Regions from separate parts of the Mus musculus genome. Here region 1 is linked to region 2. Evidence: chromatin contacts called from ENCODE POLR2A ChIA-PET data. All regions are on one chromosome and are shown on one strand. Each heading gives the region's core, a stretch centred on a gene start or an enhancer-like site at or near the end of the contact. The rest is flanking DNA. Distances are from core to core; before and after follow the strand shown.

Region 1 (3,104 bases), core at 253-2,752, 200 kb after region 2:
TAGGGGCTGAGGTTCAAATGCACCGGCCTAAGTGAAGCCAGATGCGTGTACAAACAGGAGTTCAATTCACCCGTGCAAAAGAAAAGGTCCCGAGTGTGAAGTCCCACTCTAAAAATTTATACACGCTGGGGAAAGCTAAGTGTGGAGGGGGAGGAGGGTGAAGGGCAGGTGAAGAGTGAGGACACAGATTAAACTACAAGAGGCAGGTTCACGGGTGAACACGCGGCTAGCCACGCGTGCACAGGGCCCACGCTCACACACACAAACACAAACGGGGAAGAGACACGACTCTGTTCCAGAAAGGGCCCAAATCCGTGGCCTTGCACCAGAGGGCAAACAGCGCGCCATCAACCAGGATTCACAGCTTTGAGCAAGGTGGGGAGCAGAAGGGGGCGTGTCCCTAATCTCAGGACCCCCCCAAACACACAGAATTCTAGTTTAAGAAGGGGGCGGGGCCCCTTGCCCACTCTGCGCGGGGAATTTCTTGGAGGGGGGAGGGACCGAGTGGCCCGGCCTCCTGCAGCCCCGGAACAATAGGACCTGGGAGGGGGTGCAGCCCCCCAGGTCTGCGAGCTGATTCTCTTTTCCTCCCACCTTTGCAGTTGCAGAGCCAGGGGCGCCCGGGGGGAGGGGTCAGCACGCCGGGAATCCAAAGATGGGGGGCAAGTCCAGGCCTTGCTTCGCCAACCCTTCCCATCTTCCCAAGGCCTTCCCGGTTCGAATTTGTTTTTGCGCCTTGCCTGCTTCGTTTCTCTCTTTTGCAAGCAGGAGCTGGCTTTGGCGGAGTTTGCAATTTGCAAACTGGGGCGGCGGCGTTGTTACAAACCCAAAGAAGGCCGCTCCCTTGCAAAAATCGGAGGGGGAGTTGGCGATGCACGCGTTGCCGAGCGGGCCCCAGGCCCAGGCCAGGCAGGAATCCCCCCACCTCTTGGCCCATTTCTCTAGGTCCCCCTCAGCTCCTTACCTAGCTTTCGCTGACCTCTCGTAACTCCATCCCGCCCCGGCGCCGAGCGGGTCCCCGAAGCCGGCGCTGGGGTAGTTCCTGTCCATGAATTGGCCGCGGTGGAAATTGGGGGGAGGGGGAGGGAGGGGGAAAGGAGGGGGAGCGCGCGCGCTCTCCTCCGCCGCCGCTCCCTCCGCTGCTTTTTTTCCTCCCTTTCTCTTTTTTTTTCTTTGCGGCCACCGAAGGCCCGGGAAGGCCCCGGGCGGGGGAGGGAGGGGGCAGGGACGGAGGGGCGGGCAAAGGAGGGGTGCAGCCGCTGAGCCAAGGAGGGGGGGTTCCCCCTGGAGGAGGGAAAGGGGGGAGGAGGGACCCCGCTGTCTCCGCCTTTGCCCCGGCGCTTGCAAGAGAGAAGGGGACGCGCGCTCCGGAGGGGGCGTCCCGGACGGCCCCGGAGTGGGTGCGGGCGCTGGGTGCTCGCTCTTTCGCCTCCGCCGCCGCCACCTCCTCCTCCTCTGCGCTCACGGTGCAGCCATCTTTGCACAAGGCGGCAGGGGGAGGGGGGAGGGGAAGGGGGGCGGGCGGCGGGGTGTCTGGCTGCGCTCCGCTTCCTCCCACAATCCCGTGCAAATGTAAAAAAAAAAAAAAAAGAGAGAGAGAGAGCGCGAGCGAGCACTAGCGGAGCCTGGGAGGCGGGGGGGGGGGGTAAGCGAGTGAGCGCGAGCGCACCAGCGGAGCCTGGGGGTGTAGGGCACAGCGCCTGTACACAGAGATTCAGTTCCACCGCGCGCAAATGCGCCCAGAAAGGGGGCTCAGTTCTTTTGCATTTTTATTTTTTTCTCATTGTTTCAATTTTTTATTTCTTCCATCCCCCCTTCCTTTCCCAAAGGGTTTTTAAGCAGAGGGCAGCTCAGATCAACTCCATTTACCCGGGTGCAACACAAGCGTGACACCCCGCTTACAGCACATTGCAAATGCGCCCCCCACCTTTATACTGGATTACAAACCGCCCATGTGCCCGACTGGGGAAATACACGAAGTCAGGCGTGTGCAAGGGCCTGGTTCCCTGCGCGTACGTGCCCCGCGGCACCAGTGGAGTGACAGCCGAGTCACGTCTGATCCGAGTTTCCTAAAAGGTCTGCCCATTCTGAGGCAGGGCCACTGCTCAGACGAAGTGTGGGGGGGGGTCACTGGAGGGCCGGGGGCACCAACTCGGCAACAGGATGGTCAGGGACGTGCGTGTATGCGTGCCCGGCGGAAACACGTGTGTCATGGTAGACCTCGGGTCCGACGACCCTGACTCCCCCACGGACACACTGAAGCCCAGTCGTCGAAGAAGCTGGCGACTTCCGGAATCCGCTATGAATCAGGGGCACAGTTCAGGGAGCCCGCGCTGCAAGCAGGTCTTCAGTGAGGCCTTCTGAGGCTATCGGGGATGGGGGTTGGGAGTGCAGAGTCAAACATCCCAGCCGCCCCCTCCACCGAGCCTACACCGACCCGCCCTTGGTGCCTCAGCCAATCCTCAATCCTGTAGGCACAAGCCCCACCTTCCTCAAAAGCTGCACTCTTGCAAGGCTGATCCACGCCCCTATAGACAATTGCGTAGGGTCCGCCCTCCCCTGCAAGCTCCGCCCTATGTAGGTTTTCCTAAGCACCAAGCCCTGCCCTTGGGGACACGCCCCTCCCACGCGTTGCCTCTCCCCCCCCCTCCCTCTGGCACCACCCAGGCAGAAGCCCCGCCTCATACCTGGAGTAAGGGGGCGGAGGTGCGTCGTGCACCCCGGAGGCTGCTAAAGCCTGCTCATAGGTGGGAAGGCCTGGGGGCAAGGGTGGAGATTGAGGCGTCTGAGGACTCAAGGGGATGATGAGCCCGGTCCTGGAAACAGAAAAAGTGTGGTTAGTATAAAACCTACATTATAGTTGGAGACAAGGGGGTCAGCGGTTAAAACACTTGCTGAACTTGCTGAGGACCCAGGTTCCAATTCCAGCACCCACATGGCTGCTCACAACCATCTGTAACTCCAGTCCTGGAGGAGCCGACACCCTCTTCTGATCTTTGACGGCACCAGGCACATAAAAGAAAACTTTAAAAGAAACGAATAAAAAGAAACCTACAGTCGGGAGGTGTTGGCACACACGCCTTTAATCCCAGCATTTGGGAGGC
Region 2 (3,292 bases), core at 731-3,230:
TCTGTAATGGGCATCTAAAGCCCTATTCTGGTGTGTCTGAAGACAGTGACAGTGTACTCATATAAATATAATAAATAAATCTTTAAAAAAAATAACCCTTTATTAAAAAAAAGAAAGAAAAAATAACCCTTTATTAAAAAAAAGAAAGAAAAAAGAAAAGAACAGACTCACACCCCTGCTCTCAGCCCTTTCTGTGTTCTTGTCAAGATTCCTCTGTGTCCTTCTGACTTTTCACTGTAACTGAATAAAGAGCTTCAAGTGGTAGCCATTGTCATTGTAACTAGCTGTGAGTCTACAGGGGGCACTGATGATGGACAGACAGGGGATACTGTTGAGCAGGGCCAGACATAGGCTCAATGGGTAAGACAGATGGCCTAAGTTCAGTCCAGAGAACCCACAAGGAGAAATGAATGACCCCTCCGAGTAGAACACACACAAATAAGCAAATAAGTCATCTATGGCCAGAAAGATAGTGTAGTAGTTAGCAAGGCTTACTGTACAGTCCCAGAGACCAGAGTTCAGATCCCAGTCCCCACATACCATCCAAAGCTCCAGCATGTGTCTGCAGTGCTGTCTTCTGCATGCACTCACAGGTAGTGCACACACATGCTCACACATTCACACCCCCTCCACACCCCACACAATCTAAATCTTTGCGCTTAGTGAGAGGGTTCTGGACTTGCTGCCAAAACCGGCAACCTGGGTTCAACCCTGGAGCCCACTCGGTGGAAGGAGAGAACCTGCTACCACAGGTTATCCTCTGACCTCCACACACCCACACCGTGGCATGTGAATGCACACACACAATAAATAAATGTAATAAATAAACGTAAAGCAAACAGAGAGGAAAGAAAGCTGCCTCAGACCAAAACTAGGCCACACCCCTTGAGAAGTCTGAACCCAGCAGGGTCCCCTAAGGAGCCAAAAGGATATGGCATTAGGTCATTTCAGAAAGCAAACAGGCTCACAGGTTCCCGAGTACTCCCTGCCTTCCACTAGAGTGGGGAAGAGGAGCGAGTCGCCTACCTTCTTGAAGAGAATCTGGGTTGGGTCTCCAGCCTCCTCCACCGGAGCCCAGTGCAGAAAGACGTCGCTGTCCTGAGGGACATGGGGAGGACTTAGTAGAGTCACCCGAATGCCCCTCATCCCTCAATTCGAAGTTCCCACACATGTCACCTCCATCCCGGCCCACCTTTTCCACCACTCGTATGACGCCGGCGATGAGCGAGTCTGGATCCTGGTGTTTCCGGGCGCTGGTGTGCAGGTACACGCCTCCCTTTTCAAACACCACCTAGTGAAAGCCAAGGGTCTAAGGGAGGCGTTTTCCCCAGGGGCGGGGTCTAGAGCCCCTGACTGACAAGCGGAGATGGGGCGTGGCGAGTCTACAGTCCCGCCTCGCACCCCAGATGGGCGTGCGTTTTCCAGGGGGCGGGGCTAAGGGAGGCTCTCCCTAAGGACTGCGGAGAGTGACAACAGCATCGTAACTAGAAGCTGGTGCTTGCTAAGTTGACTCGGCCTAATCCCTGCACAGCAGAAGGTGGAAGCGGACCATCAGTGGGGGGCGTCTCCTGTAGATGAGCGAGGGAATGATTTCCAAAGTCTTACCCTGTAGCTGGATCCTTCCATTGCCGCCGCGGAGGTTCCACTGCCCCTATCTCCTCCTTTTCCGGGTCAACTTGGTGTCATATCCGGAAAAATAACGCTCCCTTCCAGGCTAGATAGTGGTAGCGTCCCCGAGGTTGTTAAGGCTGCAGTGGGTGAGACCATCTGTTTGAACAGGGTAGTAGAAACTCGAAGACATAGGTCACGAGGTGTAGAACGCAAAGTTGGCAAGGGTCAGCGGGACGGCGCAGGCGCACTGCGCCACTCTCGCCACGAAGTAAACAAGTAGGAGGACCCATGCTCGCAGCCCAACTCGTGATCGCTCGGGAACGCCTCCTTGGCCCTCTCCATATTTTATACTGGCATCGAAGCCAATACTGTGCCGTTTTTCTCGAGGACAAACCAGAGCGGCTTGGTGGAAGCCATGTTAATGCGGGGCACTACCATCTCTTTGCGGGGCACGACGGCGGGGTGCTGGAAAAGCGAAACGGAGAGAGGAAAAGGTGAGAGAAGCGGTATGGCACCAGAGGCGCTGAGGGGCTCGGGATAAAGGGTGAAGCCGTCAGTGCTCCTGGAAACGAAGCTGCCCCAAATTTCTGAGTCACCGTGGAAAGAGGACTGCACCACCATCTTGAAACTGGGCAAACCGAAGCAAGAAACGCTGCCATATTGAATCTTTGCCAGCTTTGTGTTAAAGGGAACGAGCGAGGGCCTAGAGGAGGGGGTCTAGTGTGGACGGAAGGAAGTGTCCATATGCTTTATAGGCATATGAAGCCATACTAACTGCCACGTCGGGACGGGAGCAGACGTTGAATACGAACGAGGGACGTCATGCCGCTTGCGTGTGAGCATGGGCATGCAGTCATGCCGCTTGCCTACGCTTGTGTGAGCATGGGCATGCGGTCATAGTTGTTGCGGGCAATTCGAAACAGTAGCAAAAGTCTTTTGCCGTATTTTCCATCCGTGGGCACCCTTGCTGTCGCTCTTGCCCACGGCTTGCCGACGGAGCTTCTAGTTGCTATTTTGATTTGAGGCATGCAGGATAAGGGAGGGGGAGTGTACACAATGGAGGAGGGGCAGCCACACGGAAATGACGCAAGAAGCCGCCATGCCTTTTGAGGGCGGCGACGGCGCCTGGCCGGCCATGCTGGCTACGGGCACGTGAGTGGAGGCGGCGTTGTGAGCTGGGGTTTGGGGAGGGTCTGGCCTTCCTGAGGTTGAGGGGCAGTGGGAGGGCGAGCCCCCGTGGGAAGGGTATGGACTGCATAGGTCAGGGGGGCAGTGATCGTCCTGCGACTCCTGGCCGACTGCTGAAAGAGCTCACGCTCAACCCCATGTGTCTGACTCGCGACGAAGTGTAGACGAGCTTCACTGCGGGGGTGCCGACGGGCTGGAACCCTCACGCTGGCGGTGAACCATGTCCATACGGCTGTGTGTGCTGGGGGTCGCGGGTGGGTGAGGGGGCGCCCCGGGCGGGACTTCCGGTCCCGATCCCCACCGGGGGCGGGATTTCCTGTTGTGTTCCTAGAGCAGGGGCCTCTCTGGGCTGCGGGCGTGGTGTAGCCCTGGTCGGCGGCCTCACTTCGGTGGTAGGATCCTTCTTGGACGTCCCGCACCGTGTCCCGTGCTGCGGCCGTTTTCTTTTCTATCTCTCTTCACAACTGTCCTGGGAGGCCTGCACCTTCCCGCT

Evidence for each region. ChIA-PET counts read pairs that join two places held with the same protein, here RNA polymerase II (POLR2A).
Region 1: POLR2A ChIA-PET joins it to region 2 with 20 read pairs in embryonic stem cell. The contact joins the promoter of Prr12 here to the promoter of Akt1s1 in region 2. POLR2A ChIA-PET finds 5 or more read pairs at or near these places in 3 of 5 experiments (Patski and embryonic stem cell).

The regions. Positions count from the first base shown.
Region 1 is chr7:45,051,832-45,054,935 of GRCm38, forward strand. Prr12 (proline rich 12) reads right to left here and starts at 1,503. Exons shown (of 14, transcript NM_175022.3): 1 at 965-1,503. The coding sequence starts at 1,050. It overlaps Prrg2 (proline-rich Gla (G-carboxyglutamic acid) polypeptide 2), which reads right to left. Exons shown (of 7, transcript NM_022999.1): 6 at 2,688-2,816; 7 at 1,773-2,366. The coding sequence ends at 2,348.
Region 2 is chr7:44,847,244-44,850,535 of GRCm38, forward strand. Akt1s1 (AKT1 substrate 1 (proline-rich)) reads left to right here and starts at 1,981. Exons shown (of 5, transcript NM_026270.4): 1 at 1,981-2,105. Tbc1d17 (TBC1 domain family, member 17) reads right to left here and starts at 1,836. Exons shown (of 17, transcript NM_001042655.1): 1 at 1,606-1,836; 2 at 1,193-1,291; 3 at 1,027-1,098. The coding sequence starts at 1,626. It overlaps Mir707 (microRNA 707), which reads left to right and starts at 2,456; the gene lies at 2,456-2,528.